Linked DNA regions of Homo sapiens: region 1 is linked to region 2. A link is an interaction called in ENCODE POLR2A ChIA-PET data of the cell type or tissue named here. Cell type or tissue: MCF 10A. All regions are shown on one strand. Each heading gives the region's core, and the rest is flanking DNA. Links, peaks and the distances in the headings are about the cores only. Region 1 overlaps SMAD4 (SMAD family member 4). Region 2 has its middle 8.8 kb from the start of ME2.

Region 1 (5,393 bases), core at 297-5,296, 190 kb before region 2:
GGCTTAATGAGGTGAAATAACTTGTCAATGGTCACACAGCCTGTTAAAGGTCCAAACCCAGCACCCTTCAACACTATGACGGCCTAGGCAGCCATTAAAAATTACATTCTCTTAAGAAATGGAAAAAATAGTAACATAACTGAAAAGAAGCAAGATATATACAATACACATAGAGTAGGAGCCCCTGTCAATTTACATATACCTGTTTATATGACTGGAAGGAAAATAACAAAATATTAGAAGTGGCTGTTTTTGAGTAGCAGGATTCAGGGTAATTTTGCTTTTCTTATTTATACTTTTCTATATTTTCTAAGTTTTCTTTGGTACTATTAATATTATAATGAGAAGAAAGGGATTTAATGTATATAAGAGTTATACTCTCGATTTTACTAAGCCATATGAACAATGCTCCTATTCTACCTGAAACTACATGTTATCTGTAGGGTATTCCTCCCAATCATGCCAGCACAGAGTTATCTATAGATTCAACATTATCCAAAGTACACTGAATACTACGCTGAGGGAAACCTTGAGAACTTAGCACTCAAAGGGTTTCAATCCATTATGCGTGGATATACAAGACACAGATGAGATCTAAGAACATATACAAAGCAAACAAACAAATGAATGGAAATCAATGTGATGTTAATGAAACATTAGCAACAGAGAAATAAATGTATTTAGCAAACATCACTCCTCTAAAATAAAAAGGTAGGATAACTATGAAAAATAATACTGTTTACAAAAAATACTGAAAAGCACTATTTAATGAAACAAAATCACAGGATGAATAAAAGATGTAAAAACATTTTTAAAAAACAGAAAACAAAGCCCTACCAAAAAAAAAAAAAAAATAGCCCTTACAACAAAAACAAGAGCTTACAGTAATGTCCGGGATGGGGCGGCATAGGCGGGTGGTGCTGAAGATGGCCGTTTTGGTGGTGAGGCAAATTAGGTGTGTATGGTGCAGTCCTACTTCCAGTCCAGGTGGTAGTGCTGTCTAAAAATTAAGGCCCACATGGGTTAATTTGCTTTTATAAAGGCTGCCTACTTTTTTCTCAACTATTTAAAAGATTTTTTAAAGTATGTACATACTATGATGGTAAGTAGCTGGCTGACCAGTAAATCCATTCTGCTGCTGTCCTGGCTGAGGCCCTGATGCTATCTGCAACAGTCCTTCACTATGGCTGCCCCCCAGTATACTGGCAGGCTGACCTAGAGGAACAAGAAGACATTAACATGGTACATTCATAGATGTCATCTTATGATTTCATATACTAAATGAAGGACCAATTTTATCTGATAATGCACAACTATAAAGATGGGCAAAAAGTGTAACTCACCCATGGCCTATCAGGTAAAAAACCTACAGTCATCTATAAAGGCAAACTTTAACTTGAGGAAGCTCAAAATTATTCCATTTTAGGTAATGTCTAACTAATTGTAGTGGCTTATTTCTTCACAAACATATTTCAAATGCCAGCAAAACACCACTGTACGTCTGGCCTATCATATTAACTTCTTCAGAGGTATGTCAGTTCATCCTGGCCACTCCATCCACCTCTCTCTCTGGACCTTTCTGATTAGGACCCCAAAAATCCAGGCTCAAGAAAATGTTGAAAACTGAAAAATTAATCACTATCAGCACTGATACTAGTAATGGCAGAATGCTAGGGTTTGACAGAGAAAAGCAGAGCAGAAAATTATTTTAAATAGGATGTGATAGTGAAGATGAGGAAGTTAAAAAGATCTAGCTCTGCTGTCCAATCAATATACCATTTACTGGTTAAAAACAAACAAAAAAACTATCAGTCTACTTTCAAATTTTTTCAAGAGCTTTTATAAACCAAGAATCATTTCTTTTCAAGAACACCATCATATTCCCAGATGTACAAGAAATTAATTGCCCTCTCTGTATGTAATATACCAAGAGAATCAAGCTTCTCTTGGCTTGTATTCTATTCAAAAACCATCCTATGATATTGCTTACTGTCCTACATTTTTAAGGCTTTTTTTTTAAAGTGGAAATTTGGTTTCTTAAAGAGCATTAATTAACTCGACTGTTAATCCTATTTGGAAAGCACTAAAGTTATAATTATTTATAACTGGCATCACCTCATTCTTTTCTAAATGGGAGTATAATCAGATGGAAGAGAGTAACATGTCACCATTGCTCAAAGTATCAAAGAAAAGGAATATTTTTCTTTTCTTTACATATCACATTTCCTTAAAGCTAAGAATTACAAAACCAAAAGCTAAAGAGAATATTTCAATACTCCCCAAATTATTTATCTGTAAAAATGACATTTTAGCAACCTCCCTTCCTACTCATCCCCCAGATTCTGCAAGTTATCTTTAAAGGTTAATTATGGTTTTGTTCATATTTTTAACAATTCTACAGGCAATACTCTTAGCTAACTTACAAAAATTGTCATTAACTACACAGGATAAATTATTTTAATTTACAGGTATTTAAAAGGAAATTCTTAAAATATTCAGGTGTCAAAAGAACATAAATTGTAAAGTGACTCACTGTAGTTATCCATACTGAATACTTCCCTTATACAATTCTAAGTATGTAAAATAAAGTTAAACAATACGACTAAATCAGCTCACGTAAAATAGCCTTTCAAATCTTCTATTTTAGTTCAACTTCTTTTCATCAATATACTTTTTGAGACCTAAGGGAACCCTCTTTTTTTTTTTTTTTTTTTTTTTTGGAGATGGAGTCTCGCTGTGTCGCCCAGGCTGGAGTGCAGTGACTCGCTCTCTGCTCACTGCAAGCTCCGCCTCCCGGGTTCACGCCATTTCTCCTGCCTCAGCCCCCGGAGCAGCTGGGACTACAGGCGCATGCCACCACATAAGGGAACATTTTGACACAAGTTCTAAAACTTACAGTATTTACGGTATTCGATTATTAAAATCTACCCAATAAATACCAGGATAAAATTAGCTGCATTTCATTTCTATCACTTTTTCTAATCTTTGAATAGGATTCAACCTCAGGAAACAACACAGTCAAAATGAAGTCACTTTAGTAAGCATTGACAAAGGCACAGAAATTCAATCTCCAGATAATATAAACAGAAGTAGGTAGCTGTGCTCTAGCACTAATCTACGTTCAAGTGGCTATAATGTACCTTCTTTTATTTTCTATCACTACCCACTGTTTGTCAACCATATTCCTAATTTGGTAAATAAAAAGTAGACAGATAATAGAAGCACCAAGTGATTAAGGAACTGGGTTCTCAAGTGCTTAACCTATATGACCCATTTAGAATATGCTGCCTATAGTGAGACTGTCATCTCTTAGATAGCAAACCAAAAACATGTTGCTTTGAAGTGGTGTAATGAATTAAAGGGGAAATTCTGGTATACTTCACTTGAAAACTCACAATTACAGAAATCAGTCCCCCATTTATTCCAAAGATCAAAATTTCTATGTTGAATCTAATCTGATAGTAAAGCAAATACAATAATGGTACTTTCGGTAGCAACTAACACAGTATTAGCCCAGAGCTGTCAAAAATCTATTCTGATGTGGGTTTACATAAATTCCTTTAGCAACTGCATGCAACTAACACCATACACATGCCAAGACAATGCTCTATGATTAATTGAAAAAAAAAAAATGAAAAAAAAGCTACTTCATTTGCCAAGCAGCAAACTATCAAACCTTTGGTTACTGTGAAAATAAGTAACAGAACCAGGTCATATGATCATGCCCCCAAAAACCTGAACCTAGCAGCCCCTCTCCCTCCTATGACATGGCAGAAAAGAAGGATCTTTCTGAAACACTTTTTTTTTTTAATTACACATATATTTTAAAAAGAGATATAGAAGTTAGCTTATATCAAAATTGACTTAATTAATGTCTATCTTGAGCAATATATAACAAATTTGTCAAGATCCCTTTGCACAGTGAGAAAATCAGACAACTACTATAAGGTAATATTGTCCCAGAAAAACCAAAATAAGAACACCGCATTAAAAGAAAGGTTGCAATTCCATTAACACAGACCTTCATAAACATCTTGGATCAAAACTACTTGTTAATTATTTAAATATTTCTCCAAAATATATCTGGGAGCTTAAGAGGCTACTTACTGCTACATGTAATAGTAAAGTATAAATCAGATCATTAATTTAAATCAATATTATAATCAAAGCCATTACTTAAATTCCAAGTGATTGTGCATACCTGTTTAATACCTGTTTACCTATGAAAGATACTACAGTTACTTTTAATGTTTACTTACTTGGAGTTTCCCCCCAAGTGACTACACATAAATAAGCAATGATTAGGAAAACTCAACTTGCTGACTACATCTGATTCTAGAACTCACTTGTGGAAGCCACAGGAATGTTGGGAAAGTTGGCAGTGCTGGTAGCATTAGACTCAGATGGGGCTAACAGAGCTGGGGTGCTGTATGTCTCTGTCGATGCACGATTACTTGGTGGATGCTGGATGGTTTGAATTGAATGTCCTTCAGTGGACAACGATGGCTGTCCCTCAAAGTCATGCACATATTCATCCTTCACCATCATACTTGATGGAGCTATATAGAAAATTAAACATATTTTAAATTTTTATAAGCTTCTATTCCCAGAAAAAAAAATCTTATTAGCAAGTAATATAATAACACCTAAAATCAATTACAGTGTAAATTACTAACCTTAATTCAGAATTTTTTCATATTATTTTAAAAGCATACTACTTTACCAGCAAAAGTCATTTATTCAGCGGTAACAGCATGAGATATATTTTATCAATCAATCTGACTCTCAAATTTGAAGCTAGTCTATGTTTCAACAGCCTCCAGCAACAATCCTAAAAAGGTACTCCTCAGTTTCTTGATAAACCTAGAAGAATAATCACCTAAATACATAAGGCAGGCAAAAACCGAATGGCTGGAAAATGTGTCCAGCTGAGAAAAACAATTATTCGGTCTAAATAGAGACTGAGTATTTAACTATATCTTTTTGTTAATTTCACACTGTGGAGATATGAGTGGGATCTGATAGATATCCAATCCCAGGATCTAGAATTATTGTTAAGCAACATATTCTTTAAAAATGAAGTGTACTGAATGTAATGTCCCCTATAGGTTTAGAACCAAACGGAAAAATTATAAATGAAAAGTCAAACTGAAATTTCCCTCTAGAAACCCAACCCAAATAAGAGTATTTGATTAATATATGGTGTGAGAAAACTCAGTAATCAACATCTTTCACCTATGTGATTACACCTTCATAAGCAAAGCTAGATTCCAGCTGATACAGCATAACATCTTTCCATTAACCAACCAGGAAATAGTTAGCTCTGCTGTATGACAAAAAGAAAACTGAAACTGAACTGCATTAACAATGTTAATTCTCTGCCCAGAACCTTC
Region 2 (5,393 bases), core at 319-5,318:
GCAGTGCCAATTGTAGCTCATTGCAGCCTTGATCTCCCAGGGTCAAGCAATCCTCCTGCCTCAGCCTCCCAAGTAGCTGGGACTACTGGCATGTACCACCACAACCAGCTAATGTTTTTTATTTTTAGTAGAGACAAGGTCTTGCTATGTTGTTCAGGCTGCTCCTGAACTCTTGATCTCAAGCTATTCTCCCACCTTGACCTCCCAGAGTGCTGAGATTACAGGCATGAGCCACTGTGCCCAGCTGGTAGGTATAATTATTATCCCCATTTTACATATGGGAAAACTGAGGACTTAGAGGTTGATTCATCCAAGGGTACCACTAATAAGTGGAAAGAGGATACAAACTACACTGTACAGACTGAATATTTTAAAATATGTTTATGTACAGTTCAGTGTCTTGGAAAGATTTGAAAGTAAGCTTGGAGCATTATGTCACCCCACTCCCCAACCTGGGAAAGACTTCCCCGCTGTAAGCTGTCAATTAAAAACTGCTTCGTAATTCAAGGACAAATTCTAATCTCAGCTCTTCAGTGAACACTGGTGTAATAGTATGTAAACGCACACTGGAATCACCAGGGAGCTTTAAACAAATTGATGCCTACCTTATACCAATAAAACAAGAATGTTCCGATATGGGTCTCCAACACCCATGTTTCTTAATAGTTCTCATGTATTTCTGTTTTGTATACTTTTATACAACATATTAGAAACTCCATGAGAGTAGAGATTTATAAAAAGTATTTCTTCCTGTATTCCTAAGTCCTCACATATGATTGATACTTGATTAAAGGATAAAACTGTTTTATTGTGCAAATCACTCAGTGTTGACATCTAACGCGGGAGTTCTCACAGTGTGGTCCCAGGCCATCATCATCATCATCATTGAACTTGTTAGAAATGCAAATTCTCAGGCCCCACCCCACAGCCACTGAATCAGAAACTCCAGAGTTGGGGCCCAAGTGTCTTCGTTATAACAAGCTCTCCAAGTGATCTGGACACACACTCAAGCTTAAGAACCACTGTTTGATGTTGTACATTCATCAAGCATTCCTCAGGGCATAATTCATTTTCCTGTATTAAATTTCCTGCTGAGAAAAGGTAATTGGGAAATAGAAATGAAAAAGACCCAACATTTACTTCATCATCAGGGAGTCTATATTACAATATGGAAACAAAGTATTTACTCATGTAAGTATTTAAACAGGCAGTAAGTTATTAAATATTTACAGGTGAAGTGATACAATCATTATATTTCTAATGAGATTGTTGAGGTTGGATGAGGTTTTGTTGTTGTTGTTGTTTGCTTTTGTTTTTTGGTTTTTTTGAGACGGAGTTTCACTCTTGTCACTGAGGCTGGAGTGCAGCGGCGCAATCTTGGTTCACTGTAACCACTGCCTCCCAGGTTCAAGCAATTCTCCTGCCTCAGCCTCCCGAGTAGCTGGGATTACAGGTGGGCACCACCACACCAGCTAATTTTTGTATTTTTAGTAGAGACGGGGTTTCACCATGTTGCCCAGGCTGGTCTTGAACTCCTGATCTCAGGTGATCCGCCCACGTTGGCCTCCCAAGTGTTGGGATTACAGGCGTGAGCCACGGCACCTGGCTCCAGATGAGGTCTTTATGGGGTTCATTATACTACATTTTCTACTTTTGGGTTTAACCAAGCATTTCATTATAAAAGTTTTTTTTTTTTTTTTAATCACCATGTGAAGAATAAGCTCAAAGTGCTATAGTAGTTCAAAAGAAGTAGTCACTTCTTAAATTTGGATTACCTCAGAAAGCTTTGTGAAGACCATGGACATCAGAATGAGCCTTGCCTCAAGCAGAAAAGTCCCTTAAATAATATATTATCAGCTTGGTGCGGTGGCTCACACCTGTAATCCCAGGACTTTGGCAGGCCCAGCGGGGTGGATCACTTGAGGTCAGGAGTTCGAGACCAGCCTGGCCAATATGGTGACACCCCTTCTCTACTAAAAATACAAAAATTAGCTGGGCATGGTGGTGCATGCCTATAATCCCAGCTACTCAGGTGGCTGAGGCAGGAGAATCTCTTGAACCCGGGAAGCGGAGGTTGCAATGAGCCAAGATCATGCCACTGTACTTCAGCCTGGGTGACAGAGCAAAACACCATTTCAAAGTAAATAAATAAATACATAAATACAAATATTATCTACTACAGATCCACAAACTATTATCTATAATTCCAAAATCCAAAAAGTTTTTTTTTAAATTTTGTCATTTTGGTAGTTCCAGAATTTATTTGGTGACAAATAAGAATTTGTCACAAGACTGTCTATAGTCTGTATTTCCCCAACATAGTGTAAATATTTATTTATTTATTTATCTTCAAAAATGTGAATGTGTTAATAGGCACTGCTCTGGATCCCACAGTGGGTATTATGTAACATACAGTGTATGCTCCAAAAGTGTCTAAATTCTGAAGCCCAGCTGGCTCAAAGGGCATCATTCATTTGTGTGATCAAAAAGTGAAGCTCTTCTTGTGGTAAAAGAAATTAGGGAAAGGCTTTGTGTAGTTCTCAATTTCAATTTTCCAATTTCTTAATTAAATACTGCTTATTATAATGCCTGAAACCTAAGCTTATTGTGAATGAGAAACAATTATGACATTTTATTTGCTGTTGTGCACACAGAAATGACTCATTTGAGTTTTAAGAACTTAAACTTGGCTGGGCACAGTGACTCACACCTGTAATCCCAGCACTTTGGAGGACGAGGCGGGCAGACTACTTAAGCTCAGGAATTCAAGACAAGCCTGGGCAACATGGCAAAACCCTGTCTCTACTAAAAATAGAAAAATTAGCCAGGCGGAGTGGCACGCGCCTGTAGTCCCAACTACTCGGGAGGCTAAGGTGGGAGGATCGTTGGAGCCTGGGATGCAGAGGTTGCAGTGAGCTGAGATCACAGCATGCCACTGCATTCCAGCCTGGGCCATAGAGCGAGACCCTGACTTAAAAAAAAAAAAGAACTTAGTCTTTAAGGAAATATTTGTGATGACAGAAGTCACTAAAGTGGTTACCGTTAAGATAGGTTGGCTGGAAAGAGACATAAAGGAAATTTCTGGAGGCTGAAAACATTTTATCTTTCAGTCTGGGCAATGGCTACATAGATGTGTACATATATAAAAATTCATCATGTTTGAAATTTATGTACTTTATATACCTCACTGCATAAATTTTATATCCACCTCAATAAATATATAAAATAAGCCATTTGCATTGTGCATTGCTGTTTCTTTGGGAGTAAAGATTCACTGCAACTCTGTTGTGAATTCAATATCTTCCTAATGGGCTTCCTCCTTGGTGTCTGATATTAAACTCTCTGAGAAAAAGGCAAGAGCCATCCTTGGCACATTCTTGATTGCCCAGAATAAAGCTCACCAGGCCTTGTCAGTGTGGTCAAATGGCCTTGCAGACAATACAAACAATGCTGGGCCCAGAAAGAAGACACAAGCTCTTCTTGGAAGAAAGATGGATTATGACACAGAGGATCAGGTAAAACAACGTGTCAAGGCCCAAATGAACATGAAACCAGAGGAGGAAATAGGTGTTCGGTTTGATTACGGAACAAACAGAGGAAGGCAGAGATGTGGATTAGTTGTGTGAATTCTCTACTGGTGGAAATTGAGGCTGCTATTTTGGGCTTTGTTTTCAGTTCAGCCTATTCACCTGTGAATGGGGAGGAGCCTTAAAGTGGCAGTCTGCGGGCACACACCTGGCCATGTGACTTCCCTGTAAAACCCTTCCATTGGCTAAGTGTAAAGCTGTATATGTGCCAGTTATCTCAAGATGGGCATATATTCATCAGCTTTTCTTAAAATTAAAGGAAGATGCCTGGAAAAACTTTTGTATCAGGTATCAGTTGCCATGAGAATGGAGCAGCCTTATCTCATCCCAGCACCATGATTCATTTTTATAAATTTATTATTATTATTATTATTATTATTGCAGGGGGGTCTTGTTCTGTTACCCAGGATGGAGTGCAGTGTCCCAATCATGGCTCACTGGAGCCTCGAACCCCTGGGCTGAAGCGATCCTCCCATCTCAGCCTCCTGAGTAGCCAGGACTCAGGTGCACACCACCATGCCTGGCTAATTTTTTTTTTTTTTTTTTTGTAGAGATGGGGTTTTGCCATGTTGCCCAGGCTGGTCTCTTACTCCTGAGCTCAAGGAATCTGCCCTCCTCGGCCTCCCAAAGTGCTGGGATTACAGGCATGAGTCACCCTCCCTGGCCAAAATCCATATTATTGAGATTTCAGAGACTTACAGAAGGTTATTATCTTTGTAATGAGAGTAGTATATGAGTAAGATTGTCGGTTTTATGTTGACACACTACCTACTGCAAAAGCAGATAGATTGTGCTACTCATATCTTTAGATTTGTATAACTCCATCTGCTTTAGAAGATATTAATAATGAATACTGACGGCAGCACTGAGAATTATTCTCTAATAAATTAGGATCATTAAAAATGCAAACTCTAAAAATACAAGAGTAAATAAACAGTAAAGGCATTTTTTTTTTTTTTTTTGCTAGACATACTGCAAAAACAAACCTCTTGTCAGCCTGGTCTGAAAGTGAGGCATAAAAGCATTTGGTGTAGGTAAGTATGATCATTAAGAAAAAATCATGTTTTCCCCAAATACAGTGAAGTGCTAACGGTGGTAATTACCTCCAGAAAAGTACTAACAATTCTTTATATAATTAAAATAAATACAACTTTCGAGTTGTCTAAAGAGTAAACTAGTGCCATAATAAGCAGTGTCTTCATTATCAAAATATTTTAAGATAAGTTCTAGAAAGTTTTGTGAAGAGTAAAGAAGTTAAAATGACAGGCTTATTAACAATAGAAGAACCTTTATTCCTTAAGGAATAATAGCATGTTAATATTTATGGATAATATTGCACTACATTTGATTTTCTCTTCGGGCTTTAGGTAACCTGGAGGGAGTAAAGCAAAAATTGACTAGCATCATGGCATGGTGGAAATACCCTCTTCTTTTATGAAAAGTAATTCAGTCTTGCTGAAGCCCCACCCCTAAAATCTTCCTGAGTTGTAGGCTGCTTATTATTACCTATTCTAAATCCTTCTAAATCCAGGAGTAGTCCTGGCTCCATCACTACCTAGAAGTCCTTATCTGAGGACTCCAGAAACAGCAATTCTGGCATCACTAGGCAGCTTGTCAGAAAAAGCCACTCCAGGGCTGGGCGCGGTGGCTCACGCCTGTAATTCCAGTACTTTGGAAGGCCGAGACGGGCGGATCACGAGGTCAGGAGATCGAGACCATCCTGGCTAACACGGTGAAACCCTGTCTCTACTAAAAAAAAATAAAAAATAAAAAATAAAAACATTTCTGGGCATGGCGGCGGAGGCC

Evidence for each region. Peaks named below come from ENCODE experiments on the same cell type or tissue, not always from the same donor. Only the 100,000 strongest peaks of a DNase experiment are listed, where the experiment ranks them.
Region 1: POLR2A ChIA-PET joins it to region 2 with 6 read pairs; 6 of 35 experiments call an interaction of 5 or more read pairs at or near these places.

Annotation. Positions count from the first base shown.
Region 1 is chr18:51,053,947-51,059,339 of GRCh38, reverse strand. It overlaps SMAD4 (SMAD family member 4), which reads right to left. Exons shown (of 12, transcript NM_005359.6): 5 at 4,347-4,559; 6 at 1,096-1,215; 7 at 884-1,000. Among named protein-coding and RNA genes, the nearest start is that of SMAD4, 26 kb to the right of the region's middle. In MCF 10A, for the core only: no CTCF peak of the experiment used is centred there; no DNase peak of the experiment used is centred there.
Region 2 is chr18:50,867,665-50,873,057 of GRCh38, reverse strand. No RefSeq gene overlaps it. Among named protein-coding and RNA genes, the nearest start is that of ME2, 8.8 kb to the left of the region's middle. In MCF 10A, for the core only: no CTCF peak of the experiment used is centred there; DNase peaks (open chromatin) are centred at 2,737 and 4,247.